Regions from separate parts of the Homo sapiens genome. Here regions 2 and 3 are each linked to region 1. The links are chromatin contacts, found by Hi-C or POLR2A ChIA-PET in ENCODE. All regions are on one chromosome and are shown on one strand. Each heading gives the region's core, a stretch centred on a gene start or an enhancer-like site at or near the end of the contact. The rest is flanking DNA. Distances are from core to core; before and after follow the strand shown.

Evidence for each region. Hi-C counts contacts between places; a loop is a spot of excess contacts on that map. ChIA-PET counts read pairs that join two places held with the same protein, here RNA polymerase II (POLR2A). Pooled maps may share reads with other maps.
Region 2: a loop to region 1 is called in a map of naive thymus-derived CD4-positive, alpha-beta T cell, with 12 times the contacts of the local background. The contact joins the promoter of PHF12 here to the promoter of EVI2B in region 1. A Hi-C loop is called at or near these places in 1 of 168 maps with a recorded cell type or tissue (naive thymus-derived CD4-positive, alpha-beta T cell) and 8 of 50 pooled maps. POLR2A ChIA-PET finds 5 or more read pairs at or near these places in 1 of 52 experiments (GM12878).
Region 3: a loop to region 1 is called in a pooled map, with 8 times the contacts of the local background. The contact joins the promoter of NUFIP2 here to the promoter of EVI2B in region 1. A Hi-C loop is called at or near these places in 1 of 168 maps with a recorded cell type or tissue (naive thymus-derived CD4-positive, alpha-beta T cell) and 7 of 50 pooled maps. POLR2A ChIA-PET finds 5 or more read pairs at or near these places in 1 of 52 experiments (CD4-positive, alpha-beta T cell).

Annotation. Positions count from the first base shown.
Region 1 is chr17:31,311,247-31,316,124 of GRCh38, forward strand. EVI2B (ecotropic viral integration site 2B) reads right to left here and starts at 2,808. Exons shown (of 2, transcript NM_006495.4): 1 at 2,733-2,808. The region is part of intron 36 of NF1 (neurofibromin 1); the gene reads left to right. RefSeq lists an enhancer at 1-35.
Region 2 is chr17:28,949,363-28,954,240 of GRCh38, forward strand. It overlaps PHF12 (PHD finger protein 12), which reads right to left and starts at 2,156. Exons shown (of 15, transcript NM_001033561.2): 1 at 1,533-2,156; 2 at 703-884. The coding sequence starts at 1,598. It overlaps LOC105371716 (a long non-coding RNA gene), which reads left to right and starts at 2,240. Exons shown (of 5, transcript XR_001752822.2): 1 at 2,240-4,046. RefSeq lists enhancers at 1-37, 38-657, 2,398-2,447, 2,548-2,957, 2,659-3,280 and silencers at 188-447, 1,958-2,227.
Region 3 is chr17:29,291,244-29,296,121 of GRCh38, forward strand. NUFIP2 (nuclear FMR1 interacting protein 2) reads right to left here and starts at 2,905. Exons shown (of 4, transcript NM_020772.3): 1 at 2,540-2,905. The coding sequence starts at 2,816. RefSeq lists silencers at 1,574-1,753, 2,384-2,503 and enhancers at 2,210-2,970, 2,664-2,763, 3,074-3,273.

The DNA.
Region 1 (4,878 bases), core at 1,558-4,057:
CCGGCCATAGACATGTTCTTATAAATATAATGCATAAGTACTTAAAGGGTCCAGCATTTAAAATTGATGCTGTTAAGTTGGATATGTTAGGAAGTATGCCATTATCTTTTAAAGAGAATCAAGATTTGGAGAGCATATCCTAGACAAAAGACAAGTATAGATAGCTGTATCAATTACTTTGATATAATAAAAGTTGTGATGCAAATATAATAGATTAAAATTTAGCAGTAGTATTATCTCTAACTAGTGAAGTTTTGAAACCGTAAAAGAAAAAACCAGCCATTCTGCATCTTGAGGAAAAGTGGAAAGAGAAATTGACCTTCAACTACAATAGGAAGTATTTGATGACCATCTTGTATCATGATAGTGACCATTTACTGAGCACCCACCAAAGGCTAAGCAGTATCCTATTTTAATTAGCTAGGTGGTGGTTTTTTCATCCTACAGATAAGGAAACTGAGACACCACGATGTTGGGTAACTTGGCAGTATCACAGCTCTAAGTAGTGGCACTAATACAAAAATCATGCTAATCTTGTGCCAGAACCGTTTCTTTCTATCACATTTCACTGTATGTGCTATACTGCCTTTCATAGAAAAGTTATGAAATAGAAATGCTTTATGAAGGAAGGAGATGTGAGTTGGTGGGAATTACACGTAAATAACACTTGTAGGTAGTCTTAGATAAAGGGTAGGAAAGAAATACCTGAAAACCCATTTTAGTCCTGATTCTACGAAAACTATTATAAGAATTTGGAATGGTTTCTATAAAGTGTCATATTTAGTAAGTTTACTGAAAATTTTGTGGTGATTTTTTTTTTAAAGCTTGGACATTGAAAGGCATCAGATTTATGTTTCTCAATTCAAACTTAATCAGAATTAAAGTTTCCTTCTAAGTAGAATTATGTGGGAATTAGCTGGAAAACACAGGCACTACTAGTAAACTTTAGATTTGGGACTAACCCTTTAAAAACATGTATGGGACCAGGCGCAGTGGTTCCTGCCTGTAATCCCAGCACTTTGGGAGGCCGAGGTGGGCCAATCACTTGAGGTCAGGAGTTGAAGACCAGCCTGACCAACATGGTGAAACCCCGTTTCTACTAAAAATACAAAAAATTAGCCAGGCGTGGTGGTGGGTGCCTGTAATCCCAGCTACTCAGGAGGCTGAGGCAGAAGAATCTCTTGACCCTGGGAGGCGGAGGTTGCAGTGAGCCTGTGAGCCAAGATGGTGCCGCTGCACACCAGCCTGGGTGACAGAGGGAGACTCCATCTCAAAAAAAAAAAAAAAAAGTATGGGATTCTATGACAAAAACACACCATAAGGATCGATGGGAAATTTTTTAATTTTATGAAATATGACAGTGAAAAAAATTTAATATAATTTTATGACTTTATGCATAATGAAATAAACTAAATATTAGAAGTAGAAAAATATATAGACAAGCCTAATCTGAAAAAGAGATAAATATCTTTATTTTCTGACTTCCACAGTAATTACTTAGAAGAAATCCTTCTAAGAGAAAGTCATGAATATTTATTAAGTGTTGAAATGGGATATCACCCACTATGAACATATTATTCCCTGAAATTACAAGTCTATGTAAAATACTCTTTGCAGTTTTTATTTGCCCATTTTACCCACAGCAAGCATCTTTTATGCATATTAACAATTTTCTATTGTTTATTCTATAGGTTTCTTCTATCTTATACTATGTTCTAAAGTCTCAGATAATGTGACATAAACACGTAGATGATATTAATATACGCATGCATGTTTGATTATTGACTAACATTTTTGGCTTAGTAAGCTTTTAAAATGAGCCATAATGTTTTCATGTCATCATTATTAAATATAAAATCTATATGTAAAAAATAAAGCATGTATAATAATAATAGTCAAATACCACATCTGATTTCTTTTTCTTTCTAAATTAAGTGAAAGTGACCATTCTTACTATGCAAACTAAAGGGGATACAAAAATTTTAATTTATGCATTATATTATGTACAGGAAAATTCTATAAAAAGTACATTAGAACTTTTAACAATTAATATTTTGGAGGTTATAAATTCAGTCATAGCCTGTGGAATCTAGTTCTATTTCTAACCCTTAGCTTTATCTGCCATGGCTATAGTTTCTTTTTAATTCTAAAACTAAGGTTAACAAATATGATTGTGGCTGGGAGCGGTGGCTCACTCCTGTAATCCCAGCACTTTGGGAGGCGGAGGTAAGCGGATCACCCAAGGTCAGGAGTAGGAGACCAGCCTGGGCAACATAGTGAAACCCCATCTCTACTAAAAATACAAAAAAATTAGCCAGGCGTGGTGGTGGGCGCCTGTAATCCGAGCTACTTGAGAGGCTGAAGCAGGAGAATTGCTTGAACCCAGGAGGTGGAGGTTGCAGTGAGCTGAGATCGTGCCACTGCACTCCAGCCTGGGAGACAGAGCAAGACTCTATCTCAAAAAAAAAAAAAAATATGTGTGTGTGTGTGTGTGTGTGTGTGTGTGTGTGTGAGATTAAATAAACTTAAAAGGTCTTATACAAACCTAGGTGAAAATATTTTTCTAAGGCAAGCTGAACTGAGTATTTTTTAATTCTATGCAACAAAACCACAAAAACCTGTTATAGACATCTTTAGACTATCAGAGTTTAAGTTTAAAACACTAATGACAGTTTTTAAAATAAATTTTATATAAAGCAAGATCAAACCAAATTGTGTGAAAATTTTCTTACCTCAGCTGTTAACTTCTTTTGCAGAATGCTAAATTCTTGTTCTAACTGGACATTTTGGTGATTTGGCTAAGAAAGGAAAATGGGTGGTTCAATTCAGATTTAAAATGTTCCTCTAGCAAACTGAAATAGTTTCTGTAGAAAAAGAGGAAGTTTATCAATAGCTGGTTCCGGAAGTGCAATAAACCACAAAGTGACTAAGAAATATATTACTTTAACAGAACTTATTTTGAAATACATTTTGGAGCCCTATGATTTGAGTGCTTTTAATTATGTAAATAAATATTTGAGATACTCTAGTAATATGATTATGTAAATTAAATATTTAGGATGGAGTCCCGAAGAGAAAATTACATGTTCTAAGAAGAAAAGCTGCCAGTTGGGTTATCACTTACAGTGAGATTTCTTCTCATAAGAAGTGAGTGATGTGTTCTGTTTACTTGTATGACCTTAGGCAAGACTCTGCACTTCTGAGTCACCGTTTCCTCCTCTAAAGGAATATTTTATTGGGTTATTGTGAGGATTAAATAAGATAGCATAATATAACATGTATAAATGCCTCACCAACTGCAGGTAACCAATAAATGTAATGTTATTTCCTCATAATATAAAAAGTCCAGGGTAAAAGTATAATTACATTATTTTGCAAATGACAGGATCTCATTCTTTTTTATGGCTGAATAATACTCCATTGTGTATATGTACCATATTTTCTTTATCCATTCATCTGTTTATAGACACTTAGGTTGCTTCCAAATCTTGGCTGTTGTGAATAGTGTTACAACAAAAGTGGGAGTGCAGATGTCTCTTTGTACAGTTTTCCTTTCTGTTGGGTATATACCTAGCAGTGGGATTGCTGGATCATATGATAGCTCTATTTTTAGTTTTTTGAGGAACCACCAAACTGTTCTCCATAGTGGTTTTACTGATTTACATTCCCACTAACAGCGTACGAGAGTTCCATTTTCTCCACACCCTTCCCAGCACTTGTTATTGCCTGTCTTTTGAGTATAAGCCATTTTAACTGGGGTGAGATGAGGTATCATTGTAGTTTTGATTTGCATTTCTCTCATCAGTGGTGCTGAGTACCCTTTCGTATGCCTGTTTGCCATTTGTATATTTGTAATTAAATTATTTTGACCAAATATTTTACTAGTGACTTTTGAGTTCAAGTTCTCAACTATTTATTTGATTACCCACAAAGTAGTTACTTCTCAGTGGAAAATAAAATAAATTGGGGATCATTTTTTAAATAAGAAGTTAACTAAAGTTAACTTGTTACTAAAGGGTAATGAGGGGTTGGGGAGATGGTGTTACCAGTTAATAGGTACAAAAAACAATAGAAAGAATGAATAAGACCTATTTGATAGCACAACAGAGTGACTGTCATTAATACCATAATTATACATTTTAAAATAACTAAAAGTGTAATTGGATCCTTTGTAACACAAAGGATAAGTGCTTGAAGGGATGGATACCCCATTCTCCATGATGTGATTATTTCACGTTGCGTGACTGTATCAAAACATCTCATTACCCTTTAAATATATACACCTACTATGTACCCACAAAAATTTAAAATACAAAAAATTTTTAAGTTAACTAAACAAAGTGTATTGAAAGGAGTGAGTCCATCTGAATAAAAATTTCTTTGAGTAAGTCACCTTTCCTCTCTTGAAAAATGGAGATCATAATTCCTAATTTATAAGCTTATTGTGGAATTAAATAAATGTAAAGTGCCTTGGATGATGCATATTATAGTAGGTACGGAATGTGTTAACCCATGCACTGCTTTTTCCTGGTCACTGCGGGAAACACAGGTTATTATGACCTTGTTCTTAACTTCAGGGTACTTATAGCTTGGTGCAAAAAGAATAGTTTTTTTTTATGGGCTCCTACTATAAAGCATAATATAATCAAATGCTATAAAGCTTTTGATTCACTGGTTTTTGGAAGTATTGTTGTTTTTACGGACAGGGTATTGCTGTGTTGCGCAGGCTGGTCTTGAACTCCTGACCTCAAGCAATCCTCCTGCCTCAGCCTCTCGAGTAGCTAGGACTACAGGCACATGCTACTATGCTCGCTGGCTGGCTTATTTATTTATTGTAAAGATGAGGCTCTTACTTTGTTGTGCAGGCTGGCCTCAAAC
Region 2 (4,878 bases), core at 906-3,405, 2.4 Mb before region 1:
GGAGGCAGAGAAAGGGGATCAAAGCGGCGAGATCCCAGACGGGGCCCCCGAGGAGCTTCTGCAGAAAGGACTCTGGGGCTGTCCCCACCGTTCCCCCGAGAGACGTTTGCAAATCATATATGCAGCCAAAATGGCGCTGAGAATAAAAATATAATTTAAAGGCAGGTCGCCATATTGTAAACAGAGAGGCAAAGAAGAGGCGGACTCGAGAGACACCCTCCACGATTTTTTCTACAGCCACAAGCGCCCGGTTGCCGGGGTCTGGACCAGGGCAACTCAGGTGGCCGAGGGCTCCACGCACCCACCCCGAGGAGATCCCGGCCGGGCAGGAGCCCCGAGGGCAGCGGGCGCGCGGGCAGGCAAGCGGCACTGGGCCCGGAGCTCCTCCCCTTCCTCCCCCGCCACTGCCGGCTGTCCCCGGCCGGCTCTGTCCCGGCTCCCCAGCGACTTCCAATCCCATATGGGGTTCTCTTCACTCGTCCCAACCCCCACCTCGGGGTCCGGACCCACCGCTGCTCCTCCCCGCTAAACTGCCAGAACCCGGCGGACACCTGGGGGCGGGGAGGTGCTCGCCCCGGCAGCTGCAGAAAGTCAGCTAGCGGCTGCAAGCGCCCGTTATTTCGGCAGTCAGGGGCAGGCCGGGTGAAGGAATGCGCAGAGAAGGGTCCGCCAAGAAGCTCCAAAAGGGTCCCCAGACCTTACCAGCACTGGAGGTGGAAGGCAGCCGGGCAGTGGTCGCAGCACAGGAGATCTCCACCTTCCTTGCAGCTATCGCAGCTGTCGTGGTTGGTGGCCCTGCCGCTTCTCCGGGGCTCCTTCTCAGGCTTCCGACTGCGCTTTTCTGCCTCGTCCGTCTTGGGGGGAGCCAGCAGAGCTTGGATTTGCTGCACACACATACAAACGGCGTGTGTGCACACTCGGAGCTCCCGGGCGGTCCGTCGCCCCCCCGGCGCGGTTTCTCCGTCACCCACCCCTCTCCCCCCTTTTGTCCTTCTTCCTCCCATCCAGGCTGCTCCCAGAATCTCTCAGCCCCCGGAACCAGGGGGAGCCCACCCTAACCGCGTTCCTGCAGCACAACAACGAGAACAGCTTCTTCCAAATGGGGAGGATCAAGGGTAGGGGGATGGGAAGAGGGTGCGCGGTTCCCTTCTTGCCACTTCCTTGTATGGACAGTGGGGGACTCCAAAGACCCGCTCGGGAGAGGCCCAAAGCCCGGTACCCGGACGTGCTGGGGGAAGCACAAAGGGGCCAACAAGAAGGGGGTGGGGAGGCCTGCCGGTGCAACGAGATGGAGTGGGCTGGCGCCTCGGGAGAGCGAATCGAGGGCGGCGGGTAGGTGAAACTGCTGCAAACGTCCTCGGAGGCTGAGCTCAGCCCCCTAAATTGCAAAGAGGGGAGGGAGAGGCTAGGTGAGGAAGAATCCCCCTCCCTCGGCCATCTAGGCGCTTCGAGTTTAGGACTGGCTTTGTGGGGCGGAGGGCGGAGGTTCCCTCCCGGCGCTGGAGGAAGGAGATGAGGAGGGCCACTCTTACCTCCATCAGCCCCCCTGATGTGTCCAAGTCGTACACGATCGTCTTGGTCTCCATTTTCTCCCACATTCATCCACCTCCCGGGCTGGGTGCTCTCTGCTCCGGCCCCCCCAACCCCGGGGGGAGGGGGGAGGTGAGGGGAGGGGGCGCTCCTGACCCCGGCCCCGCTTTTTTCCCAATACGGGTCCCGACTTCCTCGCCCTGGCTCCCCCCCACCCCCCGGCCCCCAGTCCCCGGGACGACAGCGTCCTCCCGACGGGCCGCGAGGGGGGAGCGGCCCCTCAGTCCCGGCCCGGCTGCTGGCTGCACAGTGGGTCCCGGCTCCGGGGGTCAGGCCTCGGCGGGGCCTAGTCCCACAGGCTAAAGCCGGCACTGGCGACAGCCGGTCCGGCCGGGAAGGCTGGCGGGCGCTGCCATCCCGGGGCTGGGGGTATCGGAGGGGGGGTGAGAGGTTACGTGAGGTTGTGGTACGTGAGGTGACTGGGGGGAGGGTGATGGGGGGTGGTCCCCGGGCTCCGCCTCTCGCCGCCGCCGCCGTCTGCGTCCCGGCTGCCGCGCACTTGGCGCAAACTTACCGCGAGCGCCCGCAAAGCCACCCGCGCAGGCGCCCCGGGATCGGCGCTCGCCGCGCGCAACCGCAGTGACAGCCGGCGGCCTGGCTCCCGCGCAGCCGCGGTGAGGGAGTACCCCCCAGCGCGCAGCCGCGCTGGCATTCGTCTGGAGGACCGAAGCCCCACCTTTCTGCCCTGCGCCAGCGCACTGAGACAAAAGGGCGGGACCTGAGGTCTCGCGCAGGCGCTTGAGAAAGCTTGTAGGGGTCAAGGCGCAGCCGCAGGAAGCTAGGGACTGTTCATCCATTGGTGTTTGTGTGCAAACTAAGACGACTCTGTTCTGCGCAGGCGTGTTGGGGGTGCTCCCCCTTCCTCTCCATAACACAGACGCCTCCCGCGCAGGCGTATTGCCTTCCGCAGGCCCTCACAAGAAAGCTGCTCCTTTCGCCATTTTGGTAATGGGATATGGGCTATCATGCCCTTGGAGTCCTCAGGCATGAACAGAAAGGAGCAAGGTGTGGTGTTGGATGGAGCTGGTCGCCTGTCGGTGACAGCAGTATTCCTAGGGATGTTGTACTTGACCGTTTGGTTCTACCATCGGGTGTGGCTGGACCAGGCCACCATATTGGTAAAGAGAAAAGCCATTTGAGACAGAAAATGACGCTTTTGGAGGCGTGTGGGATGACTGTGGTTCCTAATTCTCTCCCGCTCCTGACAGATAATTTTATCAGTTAATTGTATCCTCAGCATCCCTGCCTTGCGTGGTGGTGGCACTGGAGAGTTCCGCCTGCCCGTTACCACCCTCTCTTCACCACTGTCCCTGAGATCTGCTCTTCAAGAGGAAGCCTAAAGTGGAGAGTTTGTAATCCTGACAACGCCCAGCTACCTGCGTACCCCGGACTCCAACTCCCAGTTTGCAACGCCAAAGGGTCTAAAGGGCGAACGGGGGCGCATTGCATCCTGGGAGCAAGAATCGCGATAGGTCTGATGGATTGTGGGAACTGTAGTTCCATGTGCGTGCGATGCACTCTATGGTAGGATAGACCCGGGGAAGAGTCATTTGCCGGCCAGGAAGGGATACTTTTGAGAGCGTCAGTGCTGCATGCCGGGATTTGTAGTCTGAGGGCCCGCCTCGCATTCTGGGCGGGGATTCATGCTCCTTTTCAGGGCGCCCGCTCCTCCCCTTGGTATTGCCGTCAGAGATGGGCGGTTGGTTATTGCTGCCTGATGGTGGATGAAGCAGTGGAAAAGAGAATTGTATCGTTGTGCTTGACACTAGGGGTTTAGTTGGAATTGTTGCTTCGTAGCTGTGCTCGGCCCACTTTTAATGTTAAGGGACACAGCATTCTCAGAGTCGTCAAACTAGCAAGGGTTTAGAGACCATCTGATTTAATCCCCTCTTTTCCAGATGCACAGGGAGGCGCAGTGATTTGCCTAGGTCACATAGTGCATTTATGGCAGACCTAAGAATTGGATTTCTTGATTCTCAAGCCAGACACTGTCCATTACACTATGTCGACTGTGTCTAAGGAATTACTATGCTTGCTTTGGGGACAGTAAGGAGGATGAGTTAGACAGAGTGGGGATGTCAGTGTATGGAGTCTTAGGTTTCTGTTTTCCTGACTTTTCGCTTTTCTGATGACCCTCTTGGTGCCTGGAAAGAATGATAAGGTCATGGATGGTGGGGTGGAGAATGTCATGTGAATTGGCTGCCCTCTGCTTTCTACCATTCTGAGCCAACAATAAACTTCAGGAGCTGTGGACCAGAGATGTGGCCATCAGAGAGGGGAGGGCTGAGCTAGATTGTTTGTATGAAAGAGGCAAGATTTTCTATCTCCTATGGCTATATTTTATGTCACAGGCTCTCAGAGTTTAGAACCTCATGTGCCCTCTCTCTTTGGCTTTTTTTCCTACTGCTCAGGGCCCAGCTGTGCTGCTGTGTTAACCTGGAGGCATTATGGAACAGGTAAGTAAGCCATTGGCATCCATCCACTGGACAAGGCTTTGCTTTGATCAACACCATCAATTGCAGCTGATAATAGGAACTATGGGCTAATGAGGGAAATAAGACTTGGCTCTGTTGACAAGAGCCAGGGAAACTTCACACCTCTTCCTCTTGGAACTTGCAGGATGAGGTTAGGCCAGTGGGGCCAAGGAATGCTCCCACCTTGGAGAGCTCCCGCCCTGACAGTTGAGGGGGGATTGAGGGGCGAGCAGGTGGGATACAGACGCCTTTGGAAGTGACCTCTTGTGGCTAATCTAGGCACTGCACTCTGCATGGACAAGAGCTTCTCCATCCTTCAAGGTGGCTTGTGCTAGAGCCAGGGGTAGGCAGCATGAGTGGTCAAGACTTCCCTTTTGGAAGACTGTAGAAGCAGAAGGTGCTGGTTGCTGCTATTATTTCTTTCATGGATTTTTCTCTACTGGTTTCTGAGCTCCCATAATTTCCTGTTGCCTGCCTCTTGCTGTCACTCTTGGAGAGCAGCAATGCAGGGCACACCTCTCAGCATGGAATGTGCATACTGGGGGCCAACGCTGGGCACTTTCCATCTTTGTAGGTGCTGGGGCCCATAGGGAAGGGGCAAACTTGAGCACATCCTCCCAGCCACCTTTTTCCAGAGCCCATGGTTAGGGCCTTTGCCTAACTTAGGATCCAAGCCCGTAAGCTGCATTACCACTGCTCCTGACAATCTAAGGGTTTTGTAAGGCCAAGCCAGATTAGGGCTTCATGTTTTGGGGATCAGTCTCTGTTTCCTATTCTAATTTCCCAAGCCTTGCTTACTTAGAAATAAGGGGAA
Region 3 (4,878 bases), core at 1,655-4,154, 2.0 Mb before region 1:
TCCAAAAGACTCAGCAAAACTTGAGTCCTGATACATCTAGCTTTTCAATTAGAAACAAATTACTCAACACATTTGGCCTTCTCTTGCGCCCTCTTCTGGATTAAAAAAAACTGTTCCTCTTTAGGTTTGTGAGCAATGGATTACCAAAGCCTACCTCAACATGTTACAGATAAATTTCAAAAATATTGTAATGTTTTCTTAGTTATTAGCATTATGCATGTCAAAGCAACAGTACTGTGACCAAATCATACACTCGCCCCAAACTGTTTACATTCTGTCAAAACTGCTAATTCCAGTTTCCTCCTCTTTATCCACCCCTTCCAAGACAAGAAATATTTGGAGGAATACCACCTTGAATGGTTCAGCGGTTGCTTCCACATGTAGAGAGAAGTCTGGCAAGAGTATATTAACCTGACCGATGAGATACAATTTTTCAATCTCAACAGTAATATTGCCTTATGCAGCCATAATATGGTAGTATTTTCTCATCTTTTGAACAAGATCTAATGCTAAAAAATCTAGTTATATAGTCCCTAACAGTTTTTAAACTGTTCCAAATCTTTAGGATTAAAACACCTAACTCGTGCGTATGTGTTCACTTCTATTGCATACTATCGGGTCCCTACGAAGTCCCAAAATGGAAAATCTGACATTCTAATTTCAGTCTTCAAGTTACAATCTGCAATAAAAAAGCACTTAGTATTTCTCCAGCTCTCAACAATTCCTTCTATCAAATTTGATACGCTGGGTTTAACATACGCTTTCTTACGCTTCATTTCTCTTCGATTTATAAAGAGCCCTTATTTTTTAAAATCTGCGTGGGTTATAAACTATTAAACTCACTTCTCGTGAAATACTTTCTTACATGACTTTTACCCTCAATTTCTCGTTTATTAAGATTAGTTTGGGGATCAATATCGATTTTAAAATACGAAAAACACCTTTCTTTTTAACACGGAGAGAAGCCTCATCCGAGGCAAGATGGTAGTAGTCTAACCTCATGGATGAGCCACTTGGGTTCACCCTTAAGGACAAGAAAGAGGGGTCAAAAAGCTCGCACTCTTCCCCATCCTAACATTTTTTAAAATCCCTCACCTCAAAGACACTACCCAAGCTCAGAAGGTAAGTGCTGGGTCGGGAGGGGAATGGAACAAGGTTTTTGGATTTTTTTTTTTTTTTTGTAGAAAATGAGCTGCTAGAAGGAAAAGGCCCAAGTGAAAGCCTCAGAGGCGGAGTCGTGAGCGAACCTGGCAGGAGACGAGGTTCCTGTGGCAGAGAAACTCGTGACCGGGGAGCTGGGTTCCCGCTGGGTACCCCACCCGGCCTCAGGCACCGCCTCTACCCGAAATGAATCCCCCCGCCGCCCCCCCAGGCCTCCTGCCTCTAGGAGCGCCGCGGCCGCCGCCCGCGGCCTCCTTCCCTCTCAGCTCCGCTTCGAGGCCGGCTCCCCGCCCCGACTGCCCGCGCCTCCCGCCGCACCCGGGAGCGGGAAACGCGGCCGCTGGCGCGCGGGGCCCTGCGCAGGCCGCTCCCCTCGTGGCCGCTTCCCTCCCCCACCCCAACCGCCCCCGCCCCTCACCCCAGGGACCCGCCCGGGGCCGCGCGCCGCCACCGGGTTACACAACCCCGGCCGGCGACGGGGGGGGGGGCGGCCGCGGTGCGGGGGGCGCCGGCGCCCCCGCAGTGCAGGGGGCGAGGCTGCGGCCGGTGGTGATCCCGGGTCACCCGGCTCCGCCGCCCCGTGTGGCCCTCGACACCCTTCCCCCTCCGCTCCTCAGTGGGCCGGAGTCGGTGACAGGAATCGGCTTCCAACATGGCGGACAGGAAGCGGCCCCGCGAGGAGGAGAGAACATTCCAGCCGCGCCGGCTCTGGGGGGAGCGGGCGCGGGGCGCCGGCCTCGGGAGGAGCCGCGGGACAAGACTGCGGGGTCCGGCGCCCAAAAAGGGCGTTTAGTGGTGGAAATGACCCGTGAGATGAGGGGTCCCAACAGCCCCCCCCACCGAGACGGGGAGCCCCAAGGCCACAGGTGGGCTTGGGGTGGCGGGTGAGGGGCACTTCCTCAACTCACCCTACCTACCCACTCCTCGCCGCCTGCAAAAGGGTCTCGCGACACCATCCGAGTCGGGATTCGCTAGGCCTTCCTGAGTTACACCTCGAGGGATTTTTTGGGGGGGTAGGTTTACCCCATCTCAGGGCCCCCAAATTGAGGTAACTCCAGGGACGCAGGGAGGTGAATGGGAAAAGAATAATGAGGTTGGACTTGCAAGGCCGACCCAGCAGGTCTCCCTTCAGCCGGGGCCGGGGCCAGGAAGGTCACGCTGGCCTGGCTGGGCCTCTCCCATGCTGGAGGGAAGGAGAGGGCGCTGCAAACCCCATTGCTCAGCCCGAGCTCTAGAATGAAAGGGGCATCCCCAGAGCCGGAGGGGACACACACACACACACCCCGACCCCGTCCGCGCTTTTCGGATCCAGCCCCACCCCCATCTCTCCTGTCCTCCACCCCCAACCCCCTTCCCCCACCCGTCCTCCCTCCCAGACCTGTTTTCTTCTTCGGCGTTTCCTGGTGCTGCTGGAGGGTGTGTTTCTGCTCATGTTTCAGCGGCTTTGGCTGGGCCTTGGGGCTGCCCTCGGCTCCATGCTGCAGGTATTGGTGAGGCTGCTGGTGATGATGGTGGTGGTGGTGGTTGTGGCTGTGGTTGTAGAAATAATAATGGTGGTGGTGGTGCGGCTGCTGCTGCTGCTGCTGAGGGTGATGGTGCGGATGGTGGTGGCTGTGATGGTGCTGAGGCTGTGGCTGGCCGGGCTTCTCCTCCATTGAAAGCGGCTGGGACTCCCTGGCTGAGGCTGCGGGCTGCTGCACCGTCAGGATCTGAGACTGCTTCTCAGGGCTCACTCAGTATATCTGAGCGCGTCTCGCCAGCGCACTGGTTAACCGAGCGATTCTGCGAGATTGGCAGCCGCACTCCAACAATCAGGAGCCACGCTGTGCCGCAAGCCCCGCCCCCAGCTCAAATCCTCTTTCCTTCCCCTTCGCCGCTGCCGCCTGGCCAACGCCACTTACCCTGTGCAACCTCACAGGGCCGGGCCTTCAACGTCAGCACTATGGCTCTCTCTTCTGTCGCTTTCTCTCCTTCACCACGCAGTCTGTGAACAGCACTTTCTACACTCCTCGCCGGCAAGCAGGCTCGTGTCGAGGGTAGCAGATTCCACTGGCGATTCCACTGGTGCTGTGAGCCATCTGCTGGCTTTGCACCTCTTAGAATCTGGTGTTTTTTTGTTTTTTGTTTTGTTTTGTTTTTAATCCTTTTCCGGGTAACCAGAAAGGGAAGCTCAATTCCCTTAACCCCGAGACCACTAAAGGGGCAATACAAAAAGAGGAAATAAATACATTTTTAAGCATACAAGAGCTTCACAATCCAGTAGATCATTTTGTATTCTGGATTCATTTTGCTTTGTATTCATATGCTAATCTCTTCCTTTCCACGAAGGGATTATAGGGTTCCACAATGGGGTATCTGTGTAATTTTCTAAAAGGGCACAAAGGGTTTAAATCATTGTTTCTTTGTAGTTGGAGGCAAGGGAGAGCAGGAGGAATGAAAATTTACACTGAAGGTTTTTTTTTTTTTAATTAAACTCTGCAGGTGAGGTCAACTGTGGAACCAAAATAGGTTTTAGAATGAGAAGTTTCAAGAGCAAAGGAAGGGGAGAAAGAGCACTTAAAAGTTATTAAGTGGGTTTGTTTTTTTTTTTTTTGGCACTTATGGAAAAATTGAAATTAAAAGAAATATTCTGTAGCGTTTTGTAGTGTAGATTTAACTTATCCTGCATTACCACATCACAGTATATGATTTTCAAAAGCAAATGTTAGAGCCATGATAGTGGTTACTCAGGAAGGAAGAGGGTTGTGATGGGGAGGGACACAGGTTACTCTGATAATATTTCATTTTGGGGGCTAGGTGGTGATTACATATATTTGCTTAGTAATTATTTGTTAAACTGAATATACAGATAAAATGCACTTTTCCCAATGTATGTTATAGATTGGGGGATTTTTTTAATTGTAAAATATTCATAATATAAAATTTACCATCTTAATATTAAGTGTATGGTTCAGGTGCATTAGGTACATTCGTATTGTTGTAGAACCATGACCATCATCTATCTCCAGAACTTTTTCATCATTCCAAACTGAAACTTCATACCCAATAAAAATAAATGTCCTTTCCCTCCTCCTTCCATCCCTTGATAACCACTGTTCTGTTTTCTGTCTCTACGAACTTGACTATTCTAGGTACCTCATATAAGTGGGATTGTACTGTATTTGTCTTTTTGTGACTAGCTTTTTTGCATAATGTCTTCAGAGTAGCATACATCAGAATTTCCCTCTTTTTTAAGGCTGACTAATATTCCATTATATGTATATACCACATTTTGTTCATTCACTCAGCAACGGACATATGGACTGTTTCCTCAATGTATGTTACGTTTTTGAATTTTTAAAATGTGGCTTGAATTCCTACAACAGGACAACATTAAAGGAACAAGAAGCTTGAAAGCAAAAAGTTTATGCTATGAAATTAATGAATGTCAATGCAAAAGCTTATTTAAAACGTAAAAGCTGGTTTCCAATAACAAATGTCATTGAATCCTGAAAACCATGACCAAATTTTGGCATGTTCTATACAGTAAGGATTTGTGTTGCCTTGTTAAATTTTATTTTATTTTATTTTGAGATGGAGTTTTGTCCTTGTTGCCCAGGCTGGAGTGCAATGGCATGATCTCAGCCCACCGCAACCTCTGCCTCCTGGGTTCAAGCAATTCTCCTGCCTCAGCCTCCTGAGTAGCTGGGATTACAGGCATGCGCCACTGTGCCAGGC